Linked DNA regions of Mus musculus: region 1 is linked to region 2. The links are chromatin loops, found by intact Hi-C in ENCODE. Cell type or tissue: left cerebral cortex. All regions are shown on one strand. Links, peaks and the distances in the headings refer to the core of each region. The heading gives the core; the rest is flanking DNA.

Region 1 (11,098 bases), core at 3,674-6,173, 210 kb before region 2:
ACTTCAGAGTTTTACAAGCCTGTGCCAGGACCAGCTTCTCTTTCTGCAGCCTGGGAAGCAGGATGTAAAGCGCTCAGGTATTGCTTAAGTGCCATGCCTGTCTGCTTCCTACCATGATGATCATGGACTAAACTTTGAAAACAGCAAGCAACTCCCCAGTTAAATGCTTTCTTTTATAGAAGCTTCCTTGGTTATGGTGTCTCTTCACAGCTACAGAAAGTAACTAAGACAGTATGCTACTGTCTTCCTGCTTACACCATCCAATTTCATTACTCATAGCCATCTTTCAAGGGCCATGTCTCTGTCTCTGTAGTTCTCAGCTGAATAAAATCATCAGTACTTAGAGGGAAACTGCCTGTAACTTCAGTCTTAGTCACTGTTTCATTGCTGTTATGAGACACCATGACCAAGGCCAACTCTTCTACTATAAAGCTTTTAATTGGCGCTTGCTTACAGTTTCAGAGGGTTAATCCTTTATTGTCAAGATATGGAGGGTAGCAGCAAGCATAGCGCTAAAGGCAGAGAGAGAGTGAGAGCGAGAGAGCGAGAGAGAGTGAGAGAGAGCGAGAGAGAGCGAGAGAGAGCGAGAGAGAGCAAGAGAGAGTGAGAGAGAGAGAGAGAGAGAGAGAGAGAGAGAGAGAGAGAGAGAGAGAGAGAACGCATCTAACCTGGCATGAGATTAAACCTCAAAGCCCACTCCTAATAACACACTTTCTCCAACAAAGCCACACCTCCTAATCCTTCCAGTCCTTCTAATGCAGTGCCACTCCCTGATGACTAAGGATTCCAGGGTATGGGCCCATTCAGACCATACTTTTTCAAACCTCCATAGATTCTCAGCTAGAAAGTTACTGAGTGTACTGATTGTGAGTTTTTCTAGTTCCAAGCCTTACTTCTTTACTTTGAATGCTTAGATTGTGAGGGGATCATCCCTCTGAAGTATATAACTATGGGAAATAGGGAGCTAGTGAAAAATGCTGCAAACTAAATTTAAAAGCTTTCAATGGTATAATGATGAAAATCCATCATATGCTACCAATATCCCCACCTTAAGATACAATCCATACCAACTAATGGGTGGACCTTGTTTCTCATGGTTTTTGTCTGCTTTCCTTCTGTGAGGCCAGGATAATAATGAGAAAGGTTGGTATGTTTTCTTGTACTTTCTTTACTTACAGATATGTACTATAATCCAACACTTTCTATGGAACGCTATAGAATTGCTTTGGAAGATGGAGAGGAGTAGCCTGGGGGAAAGATGGAAACTCAAGACTTCTCCTGTGGGAATGCATTGGCACTCTGAAGCTTGCCCCAGAGATTTCTAGGACTTTCTCAGGGTGGTTTGGAAGATGTGAATGATTTTGCCTCCACATTTGCAAAGAACATGTTCTTGAACTACAAGCCTTCAAAACAGAACTTAAACCACTCACCCTTTCTTGTAACTATGTGCAGAGGTGACCTTACTCTCTCTTCTGCACTGTGATTGTCAGAGGGCTAATTTTCTTTGATTCTCTGTTTTCCTGGCATTTGGAAAACATCCCTCATGAAGTTTCTGAAATCATCATCTTTGCTTGGTGCCTGATGGCAGCTGCTTGCCTGGTGGCTTCTGGTGGCGCTGTGAAATGTGTGGGCAGAGGACCAGAAGGACTGAGGAGGAAATAGCATAGCTGGAATAGCAATTGCCTGCATGATGCCTGCAGCTGTTGCTGGAGCATCTTCTTAAGATATACTGACTGATATTTTAAAACCACAGGTGAATTTTGCCTTGAAATTTAAAGGAATGGGGCAGGGACATTTCATGAAACTCTTTCACAGAGTGGCTGCTGGTGATTTCTTTCTAAACTTGGTTCTTGTAAGTTCTTTGCAGGTAGAGGTGAGATGAGCTAGGGCTACTTTCCTGATCATATGGGATGGATCCTATAGGACGTCGAGAAAAACATTTGAAAAAAGGAAATGTTTGTTCACTAGTGGGCTGAACGAGGGGTACACTGACTTTTACTTATGTCTGTGAAAGTCACACACTTCCTTGGTTTAGTCTGGGGTGGAGTGTGAAGCTTCATACATTCATAGATGCAAAACCACTTTTAGAATAGAAAGGAAAGAGTTTTCTGTGGCCAGGCTTTCCCCCAATTTGGGAGAGTCTGAAATGACAACCATGAGGGCTTATTTAATGAAACAGAATATGAATGTTAAAGAGAACCACATCCCCCAAAGTGGTCCAAAATTTTCAAGTCAAACATCATCCCATGTTCTTTTTTTTGAGCATTTATCCCCAAATATGTATGTGTGTCCTTATACATTATATATGTATTATTGCATGCATATGCTGATAAATAACAAAATATGTGTAAGTAGTTCAACTGTCAAGAACAAACTAAGATAAAATATTTTAAATAATAAGGTAAGGTTTTCCTTCCTCTCACACAAATTATTATTATGGTCAGGATTTGCTCTCATTTGAATTGTTTTAACCATCTTGCTTTAATACTTTGTGATACAACATCTGGTTCTACATTCTTATTTTAAATTTTAGTTTAAATTGGAGTTATAAAAAGAACACTTTATCAAAGTATAGGTATGCGTCAGTGACTTGCCTTATTGCTCTGACAAAATACCTCAACAAAAGCAACTGAAGGAAGGAAGGATTATTTGGCTCAGAGTTTGAAGGGAAGTCATCGTAGCAGAGGAGCTGTGGCGGTGGGAGTGGAAGGTAGACACTTAGATTTCTCTGAATCCATAGTCAGGAAGCAGAGAGCAATGACTGTCCACTGAGAACAATGACTCCACTCTTTTTCCTTTTGATTTAGGCCGAGTCTTTAGCCAATGGAGCTCGATTATGCACAGCTTTGGTGTGTCGTCTTACCAAAATTAAAAGAATCTAGACAACCCCTCACAGGCATGCCTGGAAGCTTGTCTCCTAGGTAATTCTAGGTCTTACCCAGTTGACAATCAACATTAGCAATCACTAAGTACAAACAAAAAATATCCTGGTGGCTGCATGTGCTATTTGTGTTCTCCAGATTTTAATTTGTCCCTATCATTAGGAAGACATTTGTGCTGTTTCTAACAAGCAAATATTCACCTTCTGATGTCAGTTGTCTTATAAACTAATTAGGATCTATATATTCTTACGTTTTTTAAGCGTATGAATTTAAGCTCCTCTGAGAGTTTTGATCTGCAGCATTGAAACAAGTTATAAGATTCTGTTTTCAAGTTGTTAAGAAGTGTGAGGAGACTGAAGCTTTTTATAGGTGGCAAACATATCATTCTCTGTGGTAAAATTATATTACAATGGCAATGATTCTTCGTATCAGTTCTTAAAGCTCCTTCCCAAGTCTCAGTCCTTTGAAGAAATACCACGTTTTTCATCCACAACTAAAATAATGAGTGAAATCTTAAGGACCAAGTTAAGTGTATTTTCCCCCAGGAAAAGACACAAATTTATATCTCATACAAAGGTAAGAAGAATACTGACTTACACTGAAATGTCATAAGATTTTTACACTTTTTGTTCATGGTACAAACAGCTAACCTCTGTATGGTATAAAAGATGCATGCTCGTCCTTTGTATCTCATTAACAAGAGTTATAAATAGTTTACTACATTTTAAAGGCTTTGTGCTTGACATGATTGCCGTTAGTGCTACAAGACTTAGACACTTTGGCTTCTGAATAATGCCAGTAAAAAAGGTATTTTGGGACATAAATGTCTCACTCTTTTCATCCATTTGTGAGATAGTTTACTTTCTGCCTGGTAAAACAGCACACCCATATCCTTAAGGAACCCTAAGTAGACTGTTTAGCATCACAACAAAGCATCAGTCTGGTGACCTGAGAGGACTTCCATCAATGTCCCTCCTACAGTGCCTACTTTCTGTTCTTATCTCTGGTCATTTCCTATACCTTACTTGACATATGACTCTTTGCAAGACAGACTAAATAAGAGCATCTCAGTAGATTAAGTAATATGGGACCTTTTCAGTTTTGTGTTGAAAAGATACACCAGTATTAAAGATTTAATAAATGTCCTTTGCTACCCAATTGTATTGTCTTCTTATTGAGGATTTGAAACTACCTACATGGCATTGATTCCTGTCATAATGTGAACCACACTGGCTGATGGAAGTACTGGGAATAATTATGACACTCAAGACTAATTAATTCAACCTTTTTAACAACTAGGTTTCTATAAGGACAAGAACATGAGTGAAGTAAGTCGTCTTGGCACTTAATGGCAGTGGAAGCCTATTGGAATTTAGAGGCACGAAAGATAATGTTCAAATCTTATAAGTAAGGAGAAGAACACAGATTCATTCTGAGGTTTTCTCACAATGTATACTGAGTCACCAAGATATGGTCAACTTTAACATGAGAGAGGACATGGCTTGTAGCTGTGGGGAACAGGTTGGCGAAAGTACAAGAATAGGTTGGTTGATTGCTTCCCCTGGATTATGAATCCAACCTAGCATTCATTCTGGAGTCTAATATATAAGAGATAAGACAGTATTTCTAGCGGCTGTTCACCACTGGAGAAAACTCAGACAGATATTCAGTTTAAACGCTCTCTAGTTGGGCTCCAATCCAGGTGAATGACACAAGCAATATTTTCAGGCTCCATAAATCTTTTTATAAAAGTTCCCCAGAACTGTGAGCTTTCTTTCTCTTATTTTGCCCTGAGCCTGGCATCAGGAGTGGATTCTCTTTTATATACGCAGTTGTTTTAATTTTTAACCCAACGTTGTTATCACCTTATTCTTCCGTTGATTTCCATCCTGCTGTCATGCCCACCATTTCCTGTGGCGTACCACCTAGATAACATGAGAAATCACTACCAGCACTTGACATTGTTTTCATATTCTCCACCATGAATGCTCACATTTGGATCGTGCGATTAGATGATCCCTTTAAATCTGATGTGTAGAGAAATGTGATGGGCATTTCATAATATGATATTCTAGAACATGTATCTTTTGATGTCAGTTTGTTCTTCTCTAGAAAAATGTGTTCTTAATTACCAAGTGATATATATATATGTATATATATATATATATATATATATAATGAATTCTGAGTACCACACCAGCTTATGTTATATGCCATGAGATCACAAACACCACATGCAAAATAGTTTGTACTCCATTTGTGTTGAATCTCATGCTGATGGGTAGAAACTCATTAGAGGGCCCCACTCACCATGCTTAAAGGCTTCACTGCCCACGAATCTTTTTATATGACTTAGATGATGAAGGACTAAGGAATGAATTTTACTCCCAAATCCTTCCAAACTTTTCTTTTAGATGGATATAACTCATAGGTGCAAGTGGGTGGTGAAGAGAGAATATATTAGCAGTTACTTACTACCTTCTATGGAACATAAATACATCATTCTGATTATTATGGTCTTCTTTCAATTAAAAGGAGTCCATGATTCATTGAAATAAATTATGTAAAAAAAAAACCCTGATGGACAACATCAGTGAAAATTCATAGAACTTTAAATAAATAAATATTAAGTAAATAGCCAAGCCTTTTAAATATGGTGGCTCATGGGTGTTTATTATGTAATATGGACAGTCTGGTTATTCAGAAAACTCAAGTATAAAGATCAGACTCTTGAATTCAATAGAATGAGGGAAAATTCTCATTAACAAGGAGGAAAGCAGCATCCAGAAGGTACACAGTACACTCTGTGGTGAGCCCATATACCCTGCAGAACCTTGCCCAGATCACTCTGCATAAAGTCTCACTTTATTGAAGCATTAGGGATATTCCTCCAGCAGAAAAAGAGAGGAGGTAGGAGGAAGTCTGACAATTTTATGTATTTACTAAAACAGAATAGAAAGTTATCTTCATGATGTTCATTTTGAAGATAGGAATGCATTAAACCTTGCTGGCTGTTGTCTTGGATAGGAAAGACGATTGTGCAGTGTGGTCTTTCATTTTTCTTTTTTAGTTCTTGTGTGTGTTGGTGGTGTGAATGTGGCCACACATGTCCCATGATACATTGCTTTGACTATTGTTTCTCCCGTTCCACTCTTTTTCAGACAGGGTCTCTCCTATTGTTTGCTGTGTGTGTTAGGTCAGCTGGCCTGCTTTAGGAGCTTCTCCAATATCTTCTCTAGCAACCTTCCATCTTACTCTAGAAGCCTTGGGATAGAAGACACATGTCTGGCTATCCATGGGTTCTGGGTATCTGAGTTCAGATTCTCATACTTGAGTACCAAATGACTACACACCGAGCAGTCTCTCCAGTCCACAAATGTGGACTTTTTGTAATGTCTTGGGAAGTGTTAAATAATAGTAATCTATACTCATTGCGTAGTTACTTTGACACAAGTATTGGCTGAAAGCTTTAAGAAATGCATTATATCTAACACCCTCAGGACCTTGTCATCCAGCAGGACTGTTACCATTCCCATTTCACAGATGGAGACTCTAGTGGATAACAAACACACGGAAAACAAAATAAAACAAAACCACATTACTTTGCCCAAGGTACAGAAATCAGCTCAGCTTCAGCATTCATGTTTAATCACGGTGCCACACCTCCCTAATTAAAATAAATAAGCATTGCTTCTTAAAATAAATATCTCAGTTGTCTGAAATTTTACTTGTATGAATTCCCGATGATGTGGTATAAATGAGACATTTATGCATATATTAAAATAGCTTTAATTACAACCCAGCTCCAATTATGTTACCTAGTAAAGTCTTTACTGAGATTTTCTTTGGTGATAGATAAGAATGTTTTACAATTAAACCTTGGAATATTTTCTGTAGGCGGAGGTTTGCATGCAGCATGGTGGCTGACAACTGTTTGTCAGGACTCTTAGGGACACATCGCATCTATCCTAGAACTTTAGATTTAGAAGGATCATTACCACTTGTTTTTGTTATTCTTTTACTTCACAAAAACATTTTTTAAAAAACAGACAGTACAAAGGTAAACTTTGCTTTGCTCCTGTCAGTATTATCTAATTTTTAATTAGGAGAGCCTGACTTAATGAGGTTTTCCTAAGTAGGGTGGAAAAGGCTTGGATGACTAACTTAAAGTAAGTGATGGCTGTTTTTTTCTTTTTAAGCAAGTTAATCATTTGTTGCTTTCTTAATTGATTAGTCCAGCAACTCTGCCAGAACTGGGTAATTAGGCACTTGCTACAGACACTATGCAACTATGACATGAGAGATGAGAAAGGAAAGCCAGTCTAAATGGGATTAAATAAGGTACTGTGGTTCCTTATCCACACCCAGACAAACTGCAAGGAACAAGGTCATCATAATAACCAGAGTGTGAGTTTCTTCACCTATGAGAGGGTCCATGACCTATGAGGGGAGGGGCCTCAACAGCCACTCCTTGTTCACACAGTGCCATCACTTCGGTAAAGTTGGTGCTAGCACTAACTGACCACATAACTGTATCTCCCCAGGATCTTTTTCCACGGCCATGGGACCATTGAAAACCACTAATAGTCAGGCTAATGGCCGCCATTTTCAGATGATAAAGGGAATCACACTGTATAGCAAGTTAGATGGTCTGAATAGTTCCAGCACAGGTTAGAACTAGTTCCAAACTAGTAAGTTTGGTGGGATGCTTCGAAAGTGAAGCTAGAACTAGCAACAAAAAGCAATGTCAATGAAGAAGTTGATTAGATTATAATTATACCACTCTATTATTTTTCTTCCTTAATTGTAGTAAAAAGTATCTCTAGAAAGTGCACATACCATGGCTTGACTAACTACATGTGTACAAAGTACCTACAGCTTCAAAAGCCATACCCGCTGAGGATATACAGATCAGTGGTAGAGCATGTGCTCTGCAGGTACAAGCTGCTGTGTGCTGTCCCTTGGATCATAAAAGGAAACAAAAGGGACTAGCTTTAAGTGAGGCTGGTTTAGCAGCTTGGAGACTTCATTTCACACCGACAAAGGCCAGGCTAGTCCTCACCCTTCCACACACATGCTCCCGTAAACCACTTCTTTTACTGAATGATGAATTACCCCCTTGCTTCCCTGAATTCCAGCCTTTTTCCAAAGGGCTACATGGACACATGCATTGATGTGGAACAACTGGGTGAGATGAGCCAGTCTGTTCAACCCATGTTATTAAAGAAATTGGTTCACCTTTTTGAATCCGTGTCATTGTAGTTTCAGACATTCATTTGTTCAATAAGCAGTGTGGTATGTTCTGGGAAATAATGAATATTGATCATAAAATCGATCACTTATTAAGAAACAGACTAAGGGAAATTGTTTATCCAATCAATTGTAATTTTTGATTTGTTATTTATATTTTCCAATTTCTGCCACCCCTCCCTGAGGCTCTCCTGCTCTCAGAAGCACCAAAGTGAAGGCACAGTAACACTGGGTGAAATTTCTGAAGAAATGCACAACTCACTGCATGCCTTATGGATCACCCTGGTGGACTAGGTTACAATGCAATAGAATGTGATTGATAAGTCAGACACAGCCTCCTGCACCTGTGGTTATTTACCTCTAAGTTTATATAGTAATAGGGTCAGCTAAATAGTGTATGCACTCACTGTTCACAATGTGTAACTTAGACCAGTCACACTTTACAAACAAAATGGTGGCACATAATGAACACATACAGGGAGTCATGGTGGGAAGAGAGGCTAATTATAGAATATTCTAGTTACTCAAGAGCATCTCCTCCTCTTCCTCCCCCTCTTCCTCCTCCTCCCCCTCTTCCTCCTCCTCCCCCTCCCCCTCTTCCTCTTCCTCTTCCTCTTCCTCTTCCTCTTCCTCTTCCTCTTCTTCTTCTTCTTCTTCTTCTTCTTCTTCTTCTTCTTCTTCTTCTTCTTCTTCTTCTTCTTCTTTATTAAAGCTCTGGAAAAGTAGTAATGAATCTCCCTCTTTATATTTTTCTAAAGCTACAACAATGAAAATTAGTTCTATAGAAGCAAATTTGAAATGACTGAGTGGTACATTGTACTATATGATTGATCTTCCAGGGATGGAAGAGGGTAGAGAAGGCATATATGTATCTCAGATGACTCTTGGCAAAGGGATCTCTATGCTCTTGAGCAAGACACTGAACTGCGGAAAATTCTGAAGCAACACTATGTTTTTCTAAACTACAGTGAACCTGGTCACTCTCTTAGTGTCTATTTAAAATTAAGGGTTGAGTTAAATGCCATATTTATATCTGTCTATACCTATACCTGTACCTGTACCTGTACCTGTACCTGTACCTGTACCTGTACCTGTACCTGTACCTGTACCTGTACCTGTACCTGTACCTGTACCTATACCTATACCTATACCTATACCTATACCTATACCTATACCTATATCTGAACCATACTTATGTCATGGGATATATGGTTATAGTCTGAGCTTAGTGCAAATAAATCTCATTCCTGGTGAAAGGGAATCTAGTATTTTGCCCCTTTTCCACAGGAACCTATGGTATAGAGGATGAACTGCAACCCCAAGCAGCTAGTTAAATTACTAGGTATTGCTGAGCATCGGGTTAGTACAATTCTCTTGTCCTCTAGTTGGCTGCAGATACATAGAATCCATCCATCCATCCATCCATCCATCCATCCATCCATCCATCCATCCGCTAACTCTTCATTTTCTAATACTCTTAAAATCAGAACCTTGCTAGCAGGACTCATTTCTAAGTTTAAATGTTCAGTGAATATTTTAATGATGTGAATGCTGGTATTTCTCTGATAAAGAATTAAAAGCATTTTCAATTTTATTTCACCAGTTGTACATCCTTCTTGCATTGGTCTAAAGACTAGCTGGACATTAATCTAGCATATATATATATATATATATATATATATATATATACATACACACACATATATATGTGTGTGTGTGTATACATATTATACATATGTAAATGTAATATATATCACACGTGATACTCAGTTGCATCCTCTGTACGATAGATCCCTGTGGGAAAAGTGCAATTTTTAAAAATGTAACATATATATTATGCATATCTCTTCTATCTCTTATATATTACTATCTATACTAATTTACACCCTTTCTCTGTAAGCTGCCTATTCATTCCACTCAGGTACCTCTTACCGTGAACCAGCTTCTTTCTGCTTATAGCACAGAAGAAAATGCTCACAGGTAATGCCGTTCAAGTCTTATGAAGATGATGTTATCCACAGGACCATTAGCAACTCCTCTTCAAGACAATTTCACTTAGTAGACAGCTCCATGTGTCTTTGGTCTTTCTTTCCTGCTTGTTTCTCCCCCATCCTTCTTCCCATTGAACCAACCACTGTCTTTCTCATGCTCAGTAGCTTAGTCATTGCTGGCTCTCTCCTGCTTGCCTCTCAGCCATGGTTTCCCCTTAATCCCAGCAGTGGGTACTAGCCTATCATCACTGTCCCTTTGCCTCTATGCTGCAAGCTGTAGACTTTCAGAAATGAATTTTAGTTGACCAATTATAACTGCACTCATTTATGGCAGATAATGGGATATTTTGATAAATGTTTACAATATGAAATGATAGGACGAGGCTAATAAAGAAATTCATCAGTTTGGGTAGTGTGTGTGTGTTAAAGACATTTAAATATCCTCCAGCAGTCTGTAAAATGGATTACTGAGGCTTATCTCTCCTGCCTAAGTGGAGCACGGAACCTTTGGTCATGAACCCCATTTTTAAGACTTACCTATCTGCCTTGGCCTCTGCTAAGCAGCCTTACACTACTAGCCTATCTTCACAAGCTTGATATTTATATTTACTGATTTCTGTTTTCGTGTGTGTGTGTGTGTGTGTGTGTGTGTGTGTGAGTGTTATGGGGGCTATGGACATGGATGCCCATGAATGTAAGTGCACAAGGTTGATATCTGAAATCATCCGCAATTGCACTTATTCAGTGAGGCAGAGTCTCTAAATCAAACCCAGAACTCACCAGTATGGTGAATTTTGCTAGGCAGCTTTCTCTGGGGATTCCCTTTCTCTGCCTTCTGAGGTTGGCAGGAATTACAGTCAGGCTGCCATGTTCACCACGTGTTTATGTGAGTTCTGGGGAATCTGAACTAGTTGTCTCCTTTATGAGATGTTTTAACCACTGAGCCATTTCCCCTGACCTGGGTTTAACATTTTT
Region 2 (11,098 bases), core at 5,556-8,055:
CCTAACAAAGAACTAGTATAATGTCACAGTTCTACTTTGCACCAAGCAGGACAGTGGAGTCTATATGAGCTCCTGACCTCACAAGGAAATGACATATTTAGGACCATTGAATCTCTTGCAAGTAGTGAGGGACAGAGACACAGGAGACAGACAGGCAGAAGGTACTGAGGAAGGACTACCTTGCAAGGAAACTCTGCTCTTTGTAGTACCACTTTTCCCCCCCTAAAACAGAGGGGAAAGGCTCTTCTTCCCCCTTAACAGGCAGAGAGCCTCCTTGCTCCACAGAAAGTTAAAACAGAGCTTGCTTACTACCTTAATGCAAAAAGGCAGGGCAGAGTCAGATACTGTTCTCTTATCTCTTAATTGAAGCCAGGTGTCCAAAGGCCCACTTTTGTAGCCAATGTCAAAAATAGAAATAGACAGAAGACTAATGTATATCTAATAGTTGAAGCAAGCAGTTGTCTGATTCCTGATTCATTACATACAGAATGGAAAAGACAAGGAAAGAGAAGCAGAACACACACACACACACACACACACACACACACACACACACACACACACACACGAAGCTTAGATTTTGATCATAGGGCTGTTCCACGAGTTGAAGTTCTGTTTTTGATAAGAGGGCCCTTTTAAGAATTTTTTTATAGTGCCGTATATATGAATTTATAGTCCACTCTCTCCTCTGCTGCGCCTACACCACAACGCTGTTTCCTTTGAGATCTTCCAACCTTAACATTCTGCTTCTGAAAATTATCCATTAAAATTTTATCAATTTTGTATTTTGGTGAGACAGTATGAGGAAATGCCATCCTGAAATTAGATTTTTCCTTTGACATCCGGCGCCCAGTCAGCAATCCAATCGCATGTATTTCTATTGAGACATTAGGGTTTGATATAATTTTGGGCAGAAAACATTTTAAAAATGAAACAATTGAATTTTCTAGATGGTCTTGGGGACCACTTAGCTTAAGAGAATACACTTCCAAATCAAAAGCCTTTCAATCATTTTAAATATTATTTGGATGATATTTGCTGTATGTAGGAGCAGTTTGAATTTGTATTGAATGTTTGACCGGCTCATGCACACATAGATGATGTATGAAATTATTATTTCATATTTTTCTAGTGTTTGCATTGCAAGTGACATCTGGCTGACAGGAACTTGGAGAAATGGAATCCGAAGTGAATGCTGCAGTTACCACAAGCCTCATATTTATCAAAAGGTTTAAGGTTGCTCTGTCTTTGTTTAACATATGAAACTTGGAACCCTGACGGGGAGGCTGCGAACCTCACTGTTTCCTGCCTTTTCTTAGCGGATTTGTTTAGTAAAAGAGTGGGCAAGGAATGAGCACTAATTGTATCAGTTGTTCTTCTCATGAAACTAAATATTTTGCATCCTAATTTTAAGAAAGCAAACTTAATTAGTTCTGATGTGATTTCCATACATTTTCCTTGTATTCAGAAAATTTACAGATTTTGTGTTAGACCAACACATATTGAGAACTATTCATCGTTATTCAGGAAAGGCAATGTGGGAGGAAAAACAGCTCCCTACATTTAAATTTTTATTTTCTAATTTGTACATGTGCAAAATTGAAATAAGACATGAAAACATGTCATACAGTATTTGGAAGCTCTGACTCAGTTACCACACACAGACATAACTATATGCATTTTCTCTTTTCCTCTATTTCCTTGGAGATCATGGTATGATTCTTAATTCTGTAGTGAGAATATCATCCACTTAGCAAAGATTTATGAACTCACAACAGGCTGTACTGTTCAAGTGCTAGGGAGATGCCAGAGCAGACAATGTATGTAGTAAGTTTATACTCAAGCAGAGGGCAAGACTGATGTGAAATAACTAATTGCAATCTAGAACTGTAGATACTATGATAAATTAGAGAACCATTGGTAAGGCTGAAGCCAATTAGTAACTGTACTCTGTCTGATTCAACAGATGCAGAAACAGAGATGGAAACATGGAGACCATTGTGAAATCTTCAATAAAAATACAGGTGGCCCTTGTTCATTTCCTGAAATGCGAAATTTCAATAAACTAGAAAAATGGAAAGCATTAGCCTGATCTCCTGGAGAAAAATGCTGTGTATATTTATTTACAGTAGTTTTGAATGTCTCTTTCAGTTTTGATAACAGCATATTGGTAATCTGCAAATATACAATTATATTAAAAATACCATATGATCTCTTTTAAATAAAAAAATGCAATGTTACTACTGGATTTCCTATGTATTTAAACTATTAATATGCATAGTTGCTAATGAATTTATAATAATCTGATTAATTTCAATACCATAAGTTAGCCTTTATTCTATTGGAAAATTTGCTTTCTTCTCTATTATCTCTTGGTCAACACTGTGCTAGTATCTCCTAAGAAAACAACATTCAGGAGAGGAAGATGACCTTCCAGGAGTGAGATTTCATGGCATCAGGAGATATAAAGAAAGCAAGTAGCACTTATTTGGAGTCTGCCACCAGGCTACATTCTTTACATGAGCTTTTTGCTTTACTGTCACAAAATTCTGACTCAAGTGTGATACAAGGAGGTAGGCTATAGACTCATCACAGTTGGGTACTTGTTCAACACTCAGCTTTGTCCATATGGGTGATTCCCAAAGATTAGTTTACCCTGCTGATTCTCGGCATCCTCACTTATGAGTCAGGGTGATACTATCATTCATTTATTTCATAATATAGAAGAGTTGTTAAGAGAAGGTATCCTGGTGGGCTTGAAGGATCCAAAAGAAGTGTGACAAGGCAAGTGTCCTGTCTTTGAGGTATTTATGGTCCACAAGAAGAGGGAACATGGAGGTGGTTTCCGACAGGTACTGGGGGTGACACATTCTTCCAGGTTGAACTACCTTTCTGATGAGAGTAAAATGATGAGAACTTTTGCTAGTCTCCTGCTAACCAAGCAGCTCCCGTGTCCTCTTACCTGCTATGCTGAATCCTACAAGCTAGTTTCAGTCCTCATGCCTAGAAGAATAAGTGTCTGCCCACAGCCTGGCAGGTACTTACCTAGGTACTTAAGTGCTTAAGATAGACCACAGGTGACTGGAATCTTCCAGGCTTCTTCCTTTTACGTGACCCAGCAGCCTTTGTGAGCAGGTGCTCTTTTATCCATCAGTGTCTACCTCTGGCACTATGTTTTATAACTTCATTAATCTGAATAAAACTATAGCTAGACTGCCTAAGGTGGGGGTGTTACAAGTGGACTATATTGTTAAGAAATGCAGAAAACTACTGTGTAATCAAATTTTGGGCTTCCATATATTAAGCCCCTCTCTAATAAAACTTCCCAAATCTAAAATCAAAATCAGAATGCTCAGAGCTAATGACAGCCTCAAATGTTTCTCATTTACCTACTACAATGCTTCTGGCACCATTAGAACCTCCATTTTGAACCAGGAAGATAATTTGAGCCAATTTTTACTCTCTCTCATTTATTAAAACTTTACCAAAATGTATTATTTAGTTTCATCAAATGTAGAAGAGCAAATGTATTTTAAAATGGAGCTTACAGACTTCAATTTCAAAACAAAGAATCTATCCTTCCTGCTTTCTGATGTAATCATAGAGTGTTGTATCAGTTAGATATTGCTATAGAACTGCTGCATAACAACACTTTCAGAAAGTAGGTGGCTTGAAACAATGATTTATGTAGCTTTTCAATGCTGACTTCACTGGGATTCCTCTAGCTTACCTGTCCAAAGCTAGTGTTGTTCTGCCCCAGGTGTCCTTTATCATCCTCTTGAAGCCTATATGCTGATTTAGTTACATCCTTCTCTGAATTTTCACAGCTAGTCAGGGGCAGGCAGAGGAAAAAACTACCTCTGGTCTTTTCATTCTGGTTTTGGTGTATTTTATTACTACTATGGAATTAAGTTTCGAAACTTCTCTTTGTAAAATTTACAAACAAGAAAAAAAATAAATACTCATCTTATTTAATCTTATTTTACAAATGCAACTGTTTCAAAGAAGGGTGGTTTTCCATGCTCTTATCATGTTAATTATAAAATTAGAGACGCTAGGACAAAGGTCCCTTGAGTCTTCATTTCTCCTTTGTGCTTTCTGGTTTAGTCACTGGACATACATTCATTGAATATCTGCTTTGGGCCAGACACTATATGAGCCTGAGTCTCTGTTGCCAAAGCACTAAGCCGATTACTAAAATGAAGAGAAAAGGAAGGTCACAGGGATATTTACAGTGGGACTCAATGGGTGCCCAACCCTGAAATTTACCAAAAAACAAGATTCCCACTCCTGTAGCCATCTATTTCCATCCATCCATAGGACAGATTTTCTATTTGGCACTGACCAAATTGCCAGAAATTGGGAGAATGGGTTGGCCCAGGGGGCTGCAGGGCAGCTGTGCAGGCAGCCGGAGTCACACTCCTGAGGGGAAGGTGGGCATCTAGCATGGTTTGGCAGCTGTGTAATGATGCTGAAATCATACAGTTGCCAGGTCCCAACTGTATTAGAGCTGACCTTAAGATGGATTGTGAAAACTATTCAAATAGATCTCTCCTTCTGGAAAGTTTTCAGAGAAAAGGGGGAAGAAACAATAAAATGCCTGCAATTTGCACCCCATCCCGTACACAACCTCTACACCCTCCCCAGAACAAAGTCATTATCCCCAGTGGGTCCTGAAAGCCCAAGACTGATGGGAAAGGAGAAAAACATAGCCTTAAGCTTCTTGCATGGCAACAAAACTGGTTTCTGGATGGTGCCAGGCTCATTGGGAGGAGGCAGAGGCTTGTCAAGGAAAGTTAGAGTCCAACTAGAGTGGGCACTAGAGGTGACCAACACAAGTCACACAACAGTCATTTCCCTCACCACACAAAGAGAACGATGCTACAAAAGTCCTGGCACAAAGATGGTGCGCCATGAATATGTACTGAGTGAATGGGGATCAAATCGATATCTTAGCTATCATTGTCTATTGTTTCCCTTGGTTTTGGAGAACAGTTATTTACTCTCGACCTGGTATCATATTGATAATAAAGCTTTAGTCTCAGTATTCAACTGTTTAACTAATACGCTTGATTTCTCACTACACCAAAGCATCAAGGATATGGTTACAAACTCTATGTAATTGTTATTCTTCCCAGGCTTGCAGTCTGATGACAGAAGACAGACACTATTTTGAATCTAAACTCTTTGCCCAGTAACTCCTTGACTGTGGGTTGATTATATCTTTGTTCCTCGGTTTTCTCATGTATACAAGAGGTAAATGATAGCATTTGACATCTATGAAACACTCAGTAGATTATCTTCCACTTAATGAGCAGGACAAAATTGCTTATGAGGTTTATCCACTCCGGAGAGGCAGAAGTGGAAAAGGCTCATACACAGCTGTGAAGACTGGAGTCAGATACTGAGAACCCATTGAAGTGCCACGAAAGCATGAGAGGCTTCTTAGATTCCCCATAATTGCCAGGCAGAAACAGGAGTTCCCTGGAGCAAGCTGAGTTCTCAAACTCTGGGTTCAAATGAGAGACTCTGCCTCAATATACAAGGTGGAAAGTAATCTAGAATGACTCAATATCTACTTCTGGCCTCCACATACACCAGTGCACACACACACATGTACCACATACACCACATATGCCAGCACACACACACGAATACACCATCTACACCAGTGTGAGTGCACACACACACACACACACACACACACCACATACACCAGCACACACATGCGAATACACACATGCTCACCCTCACCGCAATATGACTCTGGGACTTTTGCAACTAGAAATATTTTCTTATATTTTTATTCTCAGGCAAATATTTTCATACACACACACACACACACACACACACACACACACACACACTTTGCAAGACTTCCATGGACAGGCTTACAAGGAGAGGTGTCTTGGCCCTTATGGTGTCTTGAATAAGAAATGTCCACTACAGGCTCATGCATTTGAACACTTGGTCCCCAGTTGGTGACACTCTTTGAGAAGCTTATGGGACCTTAAGGGGTTAGGTCTTGCTAGAGGAAGTATGCCTCTGAGCGCTTGGTTTTAGGTCTTGCAACTGGACCTGGATTCCTGTCCCCTTTACTTGCTTCCTGGCTTTGGATGTAATTATGAGCAGCCTGCTTGAGTTCGTGAGGCCATGCTTTTCCTGACTGTCAGCAGGTCAGGACCACCATGATGGATTCTCTCCCTCTCCACCTGTAAGTCAAAGAAGCTCTGTTCTCCTCGAAGTTGCTTCTGGTCACATCATTCTATTATGCAAGTAAAAGGGAGATAGTGCAGCCCTTAGTTTCCCCACAAGCTGGTACCTATTGCTCTGGAGTCACACCCCATTCTAAGGCAAGAGTCATTCATGAGAGAGGCCCTATCAAAACGCATCTGGAGGGGTTTCTCTGAAAGGCCAGGGGAGATGCCACAGCAGCTAGGGTGCCTTGGGCACAAGCTGTCCAGCGTCTCTTTCCACCGCATTTCTTCCCCTTCCTCAGAAGCTGCTAACATCTGCAGAATGATCCATTTTCCTTCGCACGCATGCTCGTTTTCAACATCAAGTGCTTCCTACTCAGCTTGTTCTCTCCTTCCGATGCAGTGACGCCTCTGGGGACCTGCCATTAATCATTCTTAATTTGATCCCCTTCCTTGGTTCCCACTGGACTTGTGTTCAGGCCTCTCCTGCTCAACATAATCACTCCAACCTGTGATTTCTCCTTCTCTGTGAGCTGCTTCTCCCATTTAAATAGCTCGCTCATAAACAGCATCATTGAGACTGAAGATAAGTAGATGTACAAGTGCCGGTGCACTTGAAGCCTCCCATCGGGCAAACCCTCATCCTCTCACTGACGCATGCCGAGGACCGAAGTTTGCAGAGCCCTCTTCAGCACAAGATGCTCTCAAACCCCTCTGCTCGCAAAGTCCTAAAGATGGCTCACAGGGACTCACAGCCAAACTTCTGAACGGCTCCATCTCAGCAGCCAATCCAGCCCATGTCTGTGATGGCAGAACGGGAGATCAGTGACAGGGAGAGGCCGAAGGGCGCAGGTGAGTGACTCTAAGGACATTGGGGTGCATGTCTCAAGGGCCAAAGCTTCAGAGTGACATAAAGAAGAGTCAATATAAATAAGGAAAGTAACTCCAGCTGAAGTCTAAAGTGTTTTCCTCTTTTACCAAATTCAGAAGGGTAAGAGCCCGCTTATGTACACGGCTGCGCAGAAGCACTCGAGGGGAGTTCAGATATAAACTCAGGGACAAGTGACCAAGTTAGTTTCTAGAGATGCTCTATGAAATGAAAGGCAGCAATTAGTTTTGAATGTGTAGCAAGAGACCCTCTCAGAGAGGTGGTTGGGGGTGAAGCAGACCTGGACGCCATGTGCCAAGCACAGAGCATCTTGGGACTAGAAAGGATGCGAAGGATCCATAATCCCTGTTTCACAGAAGAGACTCAGCATAAATTCAGCCAAGGTGGCAAGGCTAATGAGAGCTTGATATTTCCAATTGCAAGTCCAGCCTCCCATCTTCATTTAGAAATCCTGTCCTGCTTGGAGATTTTCCTCTTTAGAGAGAGGAAGAGACAGAGGACAGAGAATAAAACAAACATAAGTGAGGGCTGGTTGGTTCAGGATTATTGATCTTGGAAGTTCAGCATGAATCAGTGGAGAGAAGAAGAAATAGTTAACTTGTATCATTAACGCCCAAACCAGCATTAACCAGTGCCTAGGAGTTTGCAGGGTTCCCTTCCTTCTGAAGTTGAATCGACTAGGATCCGCAGGCAGGGAAGGGGAGCTACAGCAAAGAGAGACACCATTTGCTCCTCCAAACACATTCTGTAGGAAGGCGTGGGATTTCACAGCAGTGAGAGCAAAACTATTCACAGCGGTACCATATGCTCCCCACCATCAGGAGCAGCCGCACTGGTCACTGTGCTTGGCAGGCGAATAACTGGGTGGAAGATCTGAAGATCACAGTGGAGTAAAATCTTCAATCTGCTCCACAGGCAGAAATCAAGTGAAAAAAAATCCTCTACAGATCCTCTGTGTGTCACAGGTACATGAGGACCCACATGCATGTGCACACACACACACACACACACACACACACACACACACCAGCATTCATGTGTGTGTGCATGTGCTTATGTGTGTGTGTGTATGTGTGTGCCCAAGGGCATGCATATGTGTTCCTTCTAAAATGGTTAAGGAGATACAAAGACAGGGTGTTTATCTTGCAGATTGTCCCATGGAGACAAAAGTTCACACTGAGTGCCAAGTGAAAAGTCTTAGAACATAGAATGTGGAGAAGGGTTATTTTTGGATTAAACTCCATGTTTTCAGTGGCTTTTCTCCCCCTCTGAGGAAAAAAAAAATAAGATTGAGAGGAATTTCGCAAATGCCAAGACCACTTAATAGCAGAATTACAGCTGACGATAAATGCAGCACTCTTAAAGCTTGTCCTTTCTCTGTTATTAACTTTGTTCTTTTGGTTGTGCCAGAGAAAGCACAAGAGATAGAAATTGGCAGAAATATGGATCTGAAGAACAGAAATTCAACTCAAATGAAAATACCGTGAAAGCCTCTAGTTGAAATAAAGTCTTTTGTTTAATAGCATAACTTTCGCCATCAAGAAAAGGTTTATTTGAATCAAAAGTAGAATTTAGGACGGTGTTATCTAATCATTATTAATTCTGCATGCACAGGGGGAATTTTCTATTTCCAAAGTGGTTCACGATCATTAGTTAATCCACTCAGCATGCTTGGTCTAAATTGTTCTATGCACTTAACAGATAAGAAGGGTTGCATCTGATACACAGGCAGCAGGACACACTGAGTGATGGACTGCTAACCCAGAGCAGGGCCTCATCTTAACCACTCACTTGGTTATTTTACTCTGGGCACCAGGCCTCTACCCACAGCATTTTCAGACAAGGACTCCATTTGTTTGAAGAATAAGCACATATGTTACATAAAATCTCCAACAATCGATTGAAGGCTCCAAATATGGATTTTCCCAGTGACTCTTTTTAATATCAAGTAGTCTCTCAGTTTCCCTTGTGAGTAAAGTACTTCTTTTAAAGGGCTAGTCTTTCTATCAACATGGCTATGAAGAGTCAACATTACAGTAAGGATAGATGTAGACTGCCCAGTGCTGTGTTGTCCAGAGGGTCTCAGTGCCTTGGGATCAATGACTTGGTTCCTTGCTTGCCTTCGCTTCCCAGTCTACCTTCCCCTCCCCCTCTATCCTCTTCCCTCTCATCCCTTCTCCATTTTTTTTCTCATTTCTGTTCCTTTTCCTTGCCTGTCATTTAGGCTGTCAACTACCCTCATCTGTGCTCCCATGTGAAGTTTGCCACTTTCACTTTTCCACTTGGAAAGGGGACTCCCGTAGGCACAGTGCTAGCTGTTCCAGTGTGAGTGGCTCAGACAGGAACCAAATGCCAGTGGCCAGCAGGGCGCTCCACATCTTGCTCAAGTTAAAACTGTGCAGATTCCCTTTGTTTTCATTTGTTTGTACCTACTCTAGCCAAACAAATTAATTTGTGGTTCAGATAATATATGCCATATGTTTAATTAGCTGTTACATGAAGTCTAAGGAGGCTGAGCTTTGAAACCGGATGCTACTTTCTTTCTAGTTTCTTGACTTTTAAAACTCACATTTGGGGGTTGTGTTTATCTGTTTGTTTGTTTAATTCTCCTGATAATAAAATTATCTAGTGGTTTCAATCTTTACATTTTTTTCTTTTAATACTAAAGAATTCATTACTTCTGTAAATTTAATTCAGCCCAAGATGCAAAATATACTTATTCAATAAACAGACACTTAAATGAACTAGAATTAAGGAGTTACCTCTTATTTTTCAATTGTATTTAAGTGTTCATAAATTCCTAGTGAATAGTTTGCTTGGTGAGATTTCTATGTCTTGAAAGATATCTTATTTGTCTTTAATATGTTTTGTTGCTGTCAAAAAAAAAATCAGTACTGGAGAAAATTTGATCTACTCCTAGAAACGATGTCTTCTGAAATGCCTCCACAGAGGACATGATGAGTCACTATGGCGTCAGGAGAAGACATGACGAAGCCCAGGCTTCTCTGATGGTGCCAGTGCTTGCCTCTGCAGTGAGAAAGCATTCAGGTTACATGGAGTGATAATCTGGCTGGAGGAAGGGAGCCGGCTAAGTCTGCCTGGAATGTCTGGCTGCCGGTTGGCAGACGGAGCCCTTTTTTCACCTTGAATCTGCCAGGCTAAGGATGCTTTCATGGTAATTTTCCGATGTCTTCCTTGATCAGTAGACTGCAGCATTTTATCATTCTGCAGATTTTGTTTTCTTCATGGGCTATTACGTCCACTGAACTGCACTTAACATCTATTAGCTTAGGTCTCCAGAAGATCAAAGTCCCTCTGTAGCTGATTATTCTGCTCTTTGCAATTTGTGTCTCTCCCTCGCCCTGCCCCTCCCCACCAATCCAGGGGCCTTGCACGTTTAGAGATTAGCTTTCAGTGGCTTCTCCTAAACAATTTATAGACATAAAAGCATCATAAAGAGGACTCCGTGCCTCTAGAAAGAAAACAAGACTGAAAAAAAAAGTGAAGAGAGCAACGGAGATTCTGTAATGTTTCTGTCTCAATATGAATCTTTTAAAACTCATGCTTCACTATATGTTTTGAAGTGGGATGCGTGAGGGAGACAGGAAGAAGTGCAGTTCCCATAGAGATCCATTCCTTTCCCTAAAGCACTCACTGTGTTGCTTCCTTTTCTTGCAAAGCCGATCCTGTCTCCCACATTTTAGCTGACCCCATTTGCATTGCTTTTCGGGGGAACCTGGTCACAGTGCCAGTGTCCCCTTCTTCTTAAGGGGCACTGCTAACCTTAATGACTGGCTTCTGGTGGAGGATTGGTTTTCATTTCATTCTGAGTCCTTAGTAACTAACAATCGTCCTCTAAATTTGCTCCCAAGGCTGTGATGGACCAAAGATGCTGTCAGAGTTTGATCCTGTCTCAACAGCAGACCAGACCCTGTCCTGACAGGGCTTTTGCACCAGCCCTATAAGGAATACTTTTAGAGACTGTATAAGAGGCCCACTGTAGTCTGTCAGC

Evidence for each region. A loop is a pair of places that touch in the nucleus more often than their neighbours do. Peaks named below come from ENCODE experiments on the same cell type or tissue, not always from the same donor. Only the 100,000 strongest peaks of a DNase experiment are listed, where the experiment ranks them.
Region 1: a loop joins it to region 2, with 8 times the contacts of the local background. A loop is called at or near these places in 3 of 42 quality-filtered maps.

What each region holds. Positions count from the first base shown.
Region 1 is chr3:143,382,934-143,394,031 of GRCm38, forward strand. No RefSeq gene overlaps it. Among named protein-coding and RNA genes, the nearest start is that of Gm40159, 9.0 kb to the left of the region's middle. In left cerebral cortex, for the core only: no CTCF peak of the experiment used is centred there; DNase peaks (open chromatin) are centred at 4,654 and 5,207; H3K27ac peaks cover 394 bases.
Region 2 is chr3:143,587,037-143,598,134 of GRCm38, forward strand. Gm33651 (a long non-coding RNA gene) reads left to right here. Exons shown (of 4, transcript XR_376148.2): 3 at 1,133-1,229; 4 at 1,967-2,240. Among named protein-coding and RNA genes, the nearest start is that of Gm33758, 11 kb to the right of the region's middle. In left cerebral cortex, for the core only: no CTCF peak of the experiment used is centred there; DNase peaks (open chromatin) are centred at 6,875 and 7,866; H3K27ac peaks cover 2,054 bases.